Linked DNA regions of Mus musculus: region 1 is linked to region 2. A link is a loop called in an ENCODE intact Hi-C map of the cell type or tissue named here. Cell type or tissue: heart. All regions are shown on one strand. Each heading gives the region's core, and the rest is flanking DNA. Links, peaks and the distances in the headings are about the cores only.

Evidence for each region. Peaks named below come from ENCODE experiments on the same cell type or tissue, not always from the same donor. Only the 100,000 strongest peaks of a DNase experiment are listed, where the experiment ranks them.
Region 1: a loop joins it to region 2, with 2.1 times the contacts of the local background. A loop is called at or near these places in 1 of 42 quality-filtered maps.

What each region holds. Positions count from the first base shown.
Region 1 is chr9:115,382,087-115,387,466 of GRCm38, reverse strand. No RefSeq gene overlaps it. Among named protein-coding and RNA genes, the nearest start is that of Mir467h, 3.0 kb to the right of the region's middle. In heart, for the core only: no CTCF peak of the experiment used is centred there; a DNase peak (open chromatin) is centred at 3,256; H3K27ac peaks cover 570 bases.
Region 2 is chr9:115,307,441-115,312,807 of GRCm38, reverse strand. It overlaps Stt3b (STT3, subunit of the oligosaccharyltransferase complex, homolog B (S. cerevisiae)), which reads left to right and starts at 2,340. Exons shown (of 16, transcript NM_024222.3): 1 at 2,340-3,056. The coding sequence starts at 2,752. In heart, for the core only: a CTCF peak has its summit at 2,347; a DNase peak (open chromatin) is centred at 2,217; H3K4me3 peaks cover 4,110 bases; H3K27ac peaks cover 3,585 bases.

The DNA.
Region 1 (5,380 bases), core at 248-5,247, 75 kb before region 2:
TGTAGGCAGCTGAGGAGGCGGCTGCGTTTGGTAGCGCTTGCCATGCCCGCATGACCCAGAACCCATGTGGAAAGCCAGATGATGGGAAGGAAACCTGTCATCCCAGCGCTGGGGAAGTAGAGACAGAAGGAACCCTAGGACCCATTAGCTGGGCAGTCTTGCTGAATCGGTAAGCTCTAGGTCCAGTGAGAGACACTGCCTCAGAAATTAAGATGGAGTGACAAGGGAAGGTTCTCAGTGCCGATGTTTGATCTGCATGTGTGCGCACGTGCGCGCACGCACACTCACAATCCAAAATAGTAAGTGAAATCCCTTCTCCTTTGCAAAGCCACTACCTTCGACAGATGCCAACCTCATAATGTGGGCAAAGGAAACATACTAGGACTTTGTCATTGGAGAGAGAACAGTTGCATCTCCATCCCGGAGATGTGAGGTTCACTTTAGGCTGAGCCTTAGATGAGGAGCAAGCACCTGGACCTGCACGCTATGGACAGGAACTCTATCCGTTCCCCCAAGTCCAAGACAATTAAATGTAATGATGGTATTTCCAAGGTCAATTAAGTCCGAAACCTCTTCCTCTTGATGCTATGTGCTAAAGGATTTTAGGAGCTATGAAAAGTCTGTTGAGCTCATATGAAAGTGAAGAAGGAATGGAGGTGGGTGCATGGGGCAGACATGGACAGAGAGTAAAGCATGGTCACACAGAGAGCTACGCCACACAAGCCACAGCATCACATCTGCCTTAGGACAGGAGTGAGGCCAGCGATAGGAAGTCCAGGTATTTCACAAGTGGTTTATATTTCCTTTGACATGTATGTGTAGCTTTGGCACTTGAACCCACAGCCTCCTACATGCTAAGCGAGCACTCTCCTACTAAGCAATGTGCTCAACCTCTCGCAGCAAGCTTTCTGGTTTATTGCTCTGCCTGCCAAATCCCTGTTCCTATTCTAGTTTGATTAGAACTGTCTGAGCCCATCAGAATCAGCAGGAGATACAGCTCAGTTGATAGAGTACTTGACTAACATGCAGAGTCCTGGGCTCAGTCCCTGGCATAAATAGTGTATAATGATGCACATCTGTAATCCCAGTACCCTGGAGGTGAAGGTAGGAGGGCCAGAAATTCAAGAGACCAGCCTAAGCTATAATGAACCCCTATCTGGAGAAAAATATGTACACTTGTTCACACACACACATACACATATACATAGACATACATATACACACATAGACACACACATAGACATAGGCATAACATACATATACACGCACATAGACATACACATAGACATGCACACACATACACATAGACATAACATACATACACATACACATAACATACACACACACACACACAGAGACATAAGCACCACACATAGACATATAAACACACACACACACAGAGTGGTAACTTGAGGACTGTCCCCCATGGTCTTGGGCATTTGAATTTTTGCTCCCCAGTTGGTAGCGCTATTTGGGGGAGCCTAGGAGGAAGTGTGTCGGTGGGCATGGGGAGGCTAGGAGGTAGTGTGTCGGTGGGGAGGGGCTCAGGGTCTTCACTTGCCCTACTTCTAATGTACTCTTTAGGCTTCTTACCTACGGCTTAAGGTGTGAGCTCTCGGCTTCTCGTTCTCCTGCCATTCCTGTTACTTATGCCCTGCCTCTCTTCACCGTCATGGACCCTGCTCCAGCTGGAACCAGAAGCCAAAATACTTCCCTCTAACACTTGCCTTGGTGACGTTGTTTTATCAGAGCAACAGAAAAGTAACTAAAATAGACATACATGGTACATATATCACAGGAAATAATATTATACATGCAAACAGCAACAGAAAATTAGCTAAAATATACATAATACACACATGATACATATATTACATGAAATAATATTACACACACAACAACAGAAAATTAAAATATACATAAACATATGATACATATAATACATAAATTAATATCATTCACACAGCAACAACAGAAAATTAACTAAAATATACCTACATACACACTGTGATTAATTTGCCCTCAGTGGCTCCCTGCAGCCTGTTGGCTGAGAGTATATTGATTTCTAGAACTCTAAAGGAACTCAGCAGGAATCCTGGACCTTCTATAGAGCAAGCCCACAACCACTGAGCAAACCCAGGTGGAATTGAGATTAATGACCACATCCACATCACCACGGAGGGTGAGAAGGCAGTAGCACCAAGAATGACCGTGGTAACAGAAGCAGCTAGCCCACCCCATCCTCTGAGCACCTACTATGGCCAAGGTCCTTTAGAAAACAGAAAACCAAAAGTCACCCAGTGACATCAGTGCATCTTCTTCCTGTGGAGAAAAGTATCACTTCTCAGGGTCCAGTGACATCGAACTAAATGACACAATCAGGATGATTCTAGGACTAGAGAGATGGCTCCATAGTGAGCAAAACCCTTGCCTGGTGTGATGGCTGATCTTATTAGTTTTACACCCCTGGGAAAAGAGAACTTCAATCTAAGAGTTGTCCCTCAGATTAGACTAAGAACATTTTCTGGACTGCTAATTGAGGTGGGAGGGCCGAGCCCACTATGGGTGGCACCATCCCTAGGCCTGTGGGCCTGAGCTAGGTAAAGAAACTAGCAAAGAGCATGGGAGAGCAACCCAGTAACCAGTGTTCCTCGCTGGCTTCTGCTTCATGCTCCTGCCTTTTCTGTTTGTCTCAGTGATGGACTATAAGCTGTAAGCTAAAACAAACTCTTTCCTCCCCAAGTTCCTTCTGGTCTCGATGTTTATCACAGCCACAGAAAACAAACTAAAACACATCCCAAGAGGACCTGAGTTCAATCCCCAGAACACACATAAAAACCTGGCAAGGCAAAGCTTGCTTTGTAACCTTGGCAATGGTGAGATGGGAGGCAGAGACAGATAGGTCCCTGGAGATCACTAGCCAGATAGCCTAGCCTACTTGACAAATATCCAAACCACTGAGGGACCCTATAGCAAGAAATAGTAGAAGTTGCCTGAGGAACAACAGCTGGGGTTGTACTCTGACACCCACAGGCAAGCACACCCACTTGCACACAAATCAAATTTCAGATACACCACACTCAACAGAATAATAGTAGAAAGGGAAGATTGTTACAATGGAGTCTTCTTTGAATGAAAGCAAAGAGGGAGAAGAGCCCAGAACAACTGTCTGTGCTGAGCCCAGCCAGAAGGAGCTGGCAGGAGACCCATCTGTGCTGGTAGAATGATGTCCTTCGTCAGCCAATCCAGCTGTCCCCGCTTCTGCAAGGAGGACAAAGGGCTTTACATAGCAAGGTCACTCCTCTTAAGAGAGCCAACTTGGACCAAACTTTGTCTCTCTCATTCAGAACTTCCTTGTATTCTTGGCTCTTAGAATAGGCCAGAACACTCCAACACTGTGATGTTTTCAACCTGAGCTAAAGCTGAAATCACCATGTATTGTAACCTCTTATCTACAGAGCAGGAAGCCAAGGTTCCCGGAGGTTAAATAACTAATCCTACCAGAATAAAACAGACCACGGGGATGAATGACTCTAGTCTATTCCAAAGTTATTCTCTGGCCCTCTACCTCTCCCCCCTCCCTCCTCCCCCTCCTCCCTCCCCCTCCCCCCCCTCTCTGCAAATGTAAGGATGGGTGCAGGAACATATGGAGACCAGAGATGAATATCAGTCCCTTTCTACTTTGGTTGTTTTGTTTTGAGACAGGGTCTTTCTTTATAGCCCTGGCTACCCTAGAACTCACTCTGTAGACCAGGCTGGACTCAAACGCACAGAGATCCACCTGTCTCTGCCTCTCAAGTATGGGGATTAAAGGTATATGCCACAGTGCCAGATCCTTCCTTTTGTTTTTTTAAGACGGGGTCTCTCACTGGACCTGAAGTTCATAGATTTAGCTCGTCGGGCTAGCTGGCACGCTCTTGGGATTCTCCTGTCTCTGCCTCTCCAGTGTTTGAACTACAGGCATGTGCACTATACCTGGCATTTTTGCATGGACCCTGGGATGCTAACTCAGGTCTTCATATTTGTGCCGCAAGCTCTTCACCACTGAGTCATCTCTGCAACCTTTATTGTATTTATTTTTAATCCTGTACTATTTGTTCAGTTCCTATGGTTTGGTTTCTCTTGGTTGGCTGGTTGGTTGATTTATTAAGCTCCAGCAAGCCTGAAATTCTTTATATAACCAAGGCTGGCCTTGAACTCACAACAATCCTCTGACTCAGCCTCCAGGAGCTGAGATTATACATGTGAGCCGCCACACTCAGCTCACTCTTTACCGTAGAAGCAAATGCATAATTGTGATGATAAACTTAAAATCCATGACAAGTGTTTGTATTTCCACCCCCCACTCGCCTTTATTATCCAAGCACACACGAAAACATACGCATGTGTCGGTTTTGTCAGGACTGGTCAAAACACGTTCTCTGCACGCCTTACAAAAGTACAGAGCGCTTTGCCTCAGGCAGAGAAAATAGCAGGAAGAATTTCAGGTTGCCAACAGCTCATTACCTGGATGAGAGCTACCTTGGAATTACCTCAAGTGGGCTCAAATTACACTGTGTCAACTTGCAGATAACCTGTTATCATTTAATACGGGCCCTGCGTGGATTTATAAAGCATCTCTGCTCTGAATTTGACTTCAGAAACGGTTCTGGAATCCAGTGAACACCAGGTTTACCAAATGTGAGAGCAACCCTGGCTACTTTGGCCGATCGGGAGAAAGAACAGAATCCTAACGTGGCACCTGTTCACTGTTCACGCATGGAATAAACGAAGCACTTCCATGTGCTAGACCTTGGTTTGTGGAAACGAAGCTACAGAGGTCGATTCCCCAGGCCTCGGGGAGGTTTTGCTCAAGAGAGTCTGAAGATAGACCCATAAGGTGGAAAGACATCAGGTTGTCATAAATCCTATAGAGGAAAGCAAGCTAAGGAGCAGGAAGGTGGCTCAACTCCCATCAATGGGTCAAGCGCTTGCCATGTAAGCATGAAGACTGGAGTTGGAAGTCCCAGAACCGAAGCGAATGCTGGAAAACACGTGGTGGCCGCCTGTAATCCCAGCACTCAGGAGGCAGAGATCCCCAGGGCAGGCTGACTAGCAAGAGAAGCTAGAATCAGCACACACTGGGTTCAGCAAGAGACCCTGTTGCAAAAAATAGTGTTGAGAGAGATCAAGGGAGACACCCAACATCAAGTCTGTGTGCAAATATGCACACACTTATGTCCACATACATGCACACATAGATATAATTATGTACACCACACACACATATACATATATATGCACACACTTATGTCCACATACATGCACACATAGATATAATTATGTACACCACACACATACACATATACATGCACACACTTATGTCACATACATGCACACA
Region 2 (5,367 bases), core at 368-5,367:
TTTCCTTCTCTTTCTTTTCTTCCTCTGAGCCATCCTTTCTGCGGTTCTGCTTCCTCGGGTAACGCTCCCATCCGGTTGTCCATCAGTCTTCCCTGGACTGCTCCTCCAGTGTTTGCCACAGTTTACACAGCAGGCGTACCTGGAGCTGACTGACGTGGGTGGGAGGACAGGACCACTGCTCTCCAGTTCCCCGCTAGAGTACGTCCTCATGCTTTCCCACGGGCTCCTTCTTTGTCCTTGTCCACATCATGACCCTGAGTTTCCTTATGTTTCTGAACCGTGTTCCGCAGTGTTCTCAGATAAACTCACTTTATATTAAGGAGCCACGCAAGTATGAAGACTTCAGTTTGAATTCCCAGAACCATAAAAGGCTGGCTATGACCGCAGGTGCCTATAATCCCAACGCCCTGAGGCAGTGGTTCTCAACCTTCCTAATGCTGTGACCCTTTAATACAACTCCTTGTGTTGTGGTGACCCCCGATTATAAAAATTATTTCTGTTGCTACATCATAAGTGCCATTTTGCTACTGTCATGAGTCACCATGGAAATACTTTTGGAGATAGAAGTTTGACACAAGGATCAAGACCCACAGGTTGAGACAGGAGGCTAACCTGGTGTGTCAAAAGGACCAACATCTGAGCATGTAATTTGACCTCCACATGCTATGCCTTAGTACATGTATGCCCACTCTCACACACAAAGATGAAGGGATGGTCCCACACAGGTGACTTGTGTTTTATAATTTATTGTTAATTGTTTCTACTCCCCTTCACATGGGGCCTCCCGCGATTAAACAGCCAAGAGGAAGAAGACAGAGAAACTCATCAGGGAACATCTGCAACACCAGAGACACCCAAAATGTCTAAAATGAGAGTCGTCAGATAAATTCTGTTATTTTAGATTAATAGAACATTGGCTCATGAAACATGGGCAAAAATAAACGCTGCCATTTTAATGTGCACTTTTCTGAGAAAGGCCATGTCACCTCTTTGTTCTAAGGGATTGGTTAATATTCCACTATGAATCTCATTAAAATTTACATGTTTAATAAATGTTGGATATTAAAATGGTGGTGAGGAGGTCTATTTATGGAAGCTGTTCATTTTCCCTGATGAGAGTCTATTTATTTTTATAAGGAAACCGGCAAAGTTAATCACCAGGTTGGGAGTGGCTGAGCCTATTAGTTAGGTACATTTGTTCATTTACCTAACCTTTGACAATGAGCAACGGAACATAATTTTATTTTGCAAATTTACAGGACTTAATCTTTACACACATTTTAAAGATTCTGGTGTTCCCTAACAAGATGGACAGTTGTGAATGTACACGAGAAACCAGTGAAATATTAGCCGGCCCTTGTTTCTACATTAACCTCTGTACCTGCCAAGAGGGCTTCTAACACTGCAATGACCCTCCGGATCTTTAGTTCTGACTTTTGTCCTTTTGGGGATGGGCGGAGCTAGTTGTGGAGGAAGGAGAAGGTACAAGCAAACTGCCCCAGACAAGGAAAAGTTCCTACGTTTCAGTTGGCTAGAGTGAAAATTGGGCAATAGCTAATACAGTCCAGGAAAAGTTAATTTGGTGACGGAACGTAGGCAGGTGTAAATAATGAATTCTTGCAGTCAAAAGATTGAGCTGCAAAAAAAAAAAAAAAAAAAAAAAGTCCTGGAGAACACAGCAAAAAGAATGTGACATTTATGTGTGTGTCCGCCTGGCTACATCTTACTGCAGCTCGGACGACATCTGCCCACTCCAAGTTTTCAGAGCAGCAGGGCGGGGACAGAGAATGTAGCGACCCAGCCACTCACTCTGGCACGTTCAGCACAGCGGCTGGACCCACGCGCCTAGGGCCCCGCACCGCGCCTGCGCGCCCCGTCACGTGGCGGGCGCCCCGCGCTGAGCGGGTTAAAAGTCACGGCCGCCGAGCACCCGGCCAAGCCGTGCTCTCTGTTCCTTCGGTCGACTGGGACGTGGGACCTTCTGCTGCTCGAGTCGGAATCCGCGCGGGGAAGCGAGCCGAACCTCCTGGTGCCCTTCCCCAGGGCCCCGAACGGGCTCGCGCGCGAAACCGCGTCTTTCAACTGACAATGAAATCGTAGCCACGGCCGGCGGCGAATAGGCGGGAGGCCGCGAGGCGGAGGGGGTGGAGGGCCATTCAGCCGAAGCCCCGCCCAAGGCCCCGCTCGCGCTCCTATTGGCGCACGCCGCCATTCCGGCCCCGCCCCTTAACGGACCTGTCGCTCTGTGACAGGCGGAGGGGCCAGTTCCTGTTGGGCGAGGGGGCGGAGTCAAAGGTTGCCTGAGCTCCGCCCGGACTCCAGGGGGCTCCTCCCCTTTTGTGCTCCTCGCGGCTGGGCGGGCGGGGGAATGTCATTGCCGCTCCGAGCCGCCGCTCCTCTGGCGCCCTCGTCCCGTCGGCTCTCGCCGCCACCGCCGCCTCCTCAGCCGCACGGGGGACACGGATGGCTAGTGGGGCGCAGGGGCCTTTTGGGTTGAGACCGCGACGGTCGCGGCCACTGTTGAGGCGGAGACTTCGGATCGCTGCCGCCTCCACCACCCCCAGTGTCCCGGCCTCGCGGTGCTGAGGGCGGGAGCGCGCCCAGCTCTTCCTCCGCCTCCGCCTCCTCCTCCTCCTCGTTGTCGTCGCCGTCGCCCTCCTCCTCCTCCTCTGGGTCTCCGCCCAGCACCCCTCGCTCCAGGCGGCGGCGGTGGCCGCGGAGGACGAGCGAGACCCGCCGCCGGGGCACAACATGGCGGAGCCCTCGGCCCCGGAGAGCAAGCACAAGTCGTCCCTCAACTCGTCCCCGTGGAGCGGCCTCATGGCTCTGGGGAACAGCCGCCACGGGCACCATGGGCCCGGAACCCAGAGCGCGTCCAGGGCGGCGGCGCCGAAGCCGGGGCCCCCCGCGGGGCTGTCCGGGGGCTTGTCGCAGCCGGCCGGGTGGCAGTCGTTGCTCTCCTTCACCATCCTCTTCCTGGCCTGGCTGGCCGGCTTCAGCTCGCGCCTCTTCGCCGTCATCCGCTTCGAGAGCATCATCCACGAGTTCGACCCGTGGTGAGTGTGCCCGCCCTTCCCCCGCAGGCAGCCCGCGGTCCCCGTTTGTCTGGAGCCCCTCGGATCCCACCCGGTCTCCCGCGGGCCGGGCCGGGCGCGCCCCCTGCCCGCTTGGCGAAGTTTGCCTGGGAGCGGAGCCTGGGTCCTCGGCCGCCGGGGTGGGCCGGCTCCGCGCGGCGCCTCTTCGCCGCCGCGCCCCGGCTTGCTCCGGGGGCCCCCTTCCCCACGCCCTCTCCGCCGCAGCTTTGCGCCTTGTTGCATTTTATTTCATTTCTCTCCTTCCTGCCATCGGAGCAGCCCCGGGATTGCCTTCTGGCTGCTGGTGGTGACTGGAACCCCTTGTCCGCTCAGCCTCGCAGTTTCATGCTTTCTTTCCGGGAGAGTGGAGTGTTAGAATGTAGGGGGGGAAAATATTATCCCGAAAGCGAGCGCAGTGGTAGCGCCTCGTGTTTTTCCAGCACCAGGTATTTTCCGGAGTGTCTCTTTCCCCCCTAAGGCCCTTAAGTGCTCTCAGCTCGCCACACTATTTGCACAGTTGTATTGCGTTGCTTTTTAGAGCGAGATCGTTTTTCTGTTAGCTGAACTCTCACCCTCGTTGTTGCTACAATATCCGACTGGGTTGCATGAGTTCTTTTATTGGTGTCTGCTGGAAGGTCTGTGGAGAAGAGAGCAAGCCGTACCACAGTGCTGAGAGTCTAGATTGTGGTGCCGAAGTTGCACGCTCTGCATGGCACTCACTGGTTTTAGGGACTTAACTTCGAACACTGAGTTACCTACACGGGAAGATTGCTTTTCACTTTCTTCCTCCTGGCCCAACCTGAGTTAAGTTTTTTGTTTTTTGTTTTTTGTTTTTTGTTTTTTTTTTCCCCCAGAGAGAGATTGAGAGCGAGCGCCAGCGCGCCTCTTTAAACTAGTTTATTCTTCAGGCTGCCCTATCAACCTTGAACTAATCTTACTTGTAATTAGACATAATTAAACGGTAGGGTATTTGTCTTACCATTTGAAATGCACAGAGAATCTTCTTAAGAGTTAGTACATATATAGGTTATAAATGAGTTTTTTGGGGGGGGCTTATGTGTTAAGTATCAGATTTAAGTTGTACTTTAAGAAAAATATTTATGCTGCAATATCTATTGAACACCAGAGGGGCCTACTCAAGGAAAACCTGTTTAGAGAAGCAGTGAGCTACAGTGATGGCCTGCTGTGAGGTGTTTTCGTCCTATTTTAAGAGGTTTCCATTTTTTTCTAACATTAGATTTGCTTTATAAATGACCATTATGTTATTTGGAACCAGAGGAGAAAATCATGTTGGTGGAGATTACATACGAACCTACGAATATTTGTGAAGTCTTAACTAACTAGATAGAGTATTCTTTGAAACAATCAATTAGATTAAAACTGAGATTGACTAGAAATGAAAGCCGCAGAATTTACTGAACAACATGAAAAGAGAAAGTTGTGTCTTTTCAGATGAAGATAGCACGGGGTGGAACAAAAACTGGAAATATTTCCAGGGTAATTGTACAGATACTTCCATGAAGTAACATTTTTTACAAATGGAAGGCTGGGAACTGTTAGGAGTGCACTCAGAAGCTGAAATTAATAATTACAGATAAATGCACAAATAAATGACAAGGCGATTTTAAAGTTTCTTTTTGTCATTTTCCCCTAGTAAAGCTGCACTTGAGGCGGCTTAGATTAGATGGCTTTAGGAATTGAAGAGCATAACTTTTTTTATTCATGAAAATCTATTTTGTTTCTATTCTGCTGTGTATGGAAACAGTTCTTTGACTTGAGTCTGCTCCACTTACATTTTAATTCACATTGCTGATCTGCAAGTGTCCACAGCTAAGGCCTACCTACTTAACTAAGCTCTCCCATCTACCAGCGGTAGTGTTAAATGTTTGTTTATTTTTGATGAAATGTTATGCTTGGAATGTTAGAGCATTCTAATTAGCAGATAGGTGTAGTAAAGGAATTTTCCCTGCCTGCACCCCATCGTGCATCGGGACTTGTCTGTGTGAATCTCATGGAATGCCTAACTCAAGAGACCTAATGAGAGAAATCAAGTTCAAACAAAAAGAATACTGTGCTCACTTTAGGTTTTCTTTTCATAGCTGTTACTAATAGGCATGCCATTCATTCTTCCATCTCATAATCATTCTTGAAAATTTTTTACAAGGGAGGTTGTATAGCTTGCCTGTCATTACTTTTGACTTTTAAAACAGTTTTCTCCAAAGCTAATAACAGCAGTCTCTCACACTAGTTTGGAAGTGGCTCAGATTACAGCGCAGTAATGACAGGAACCTTT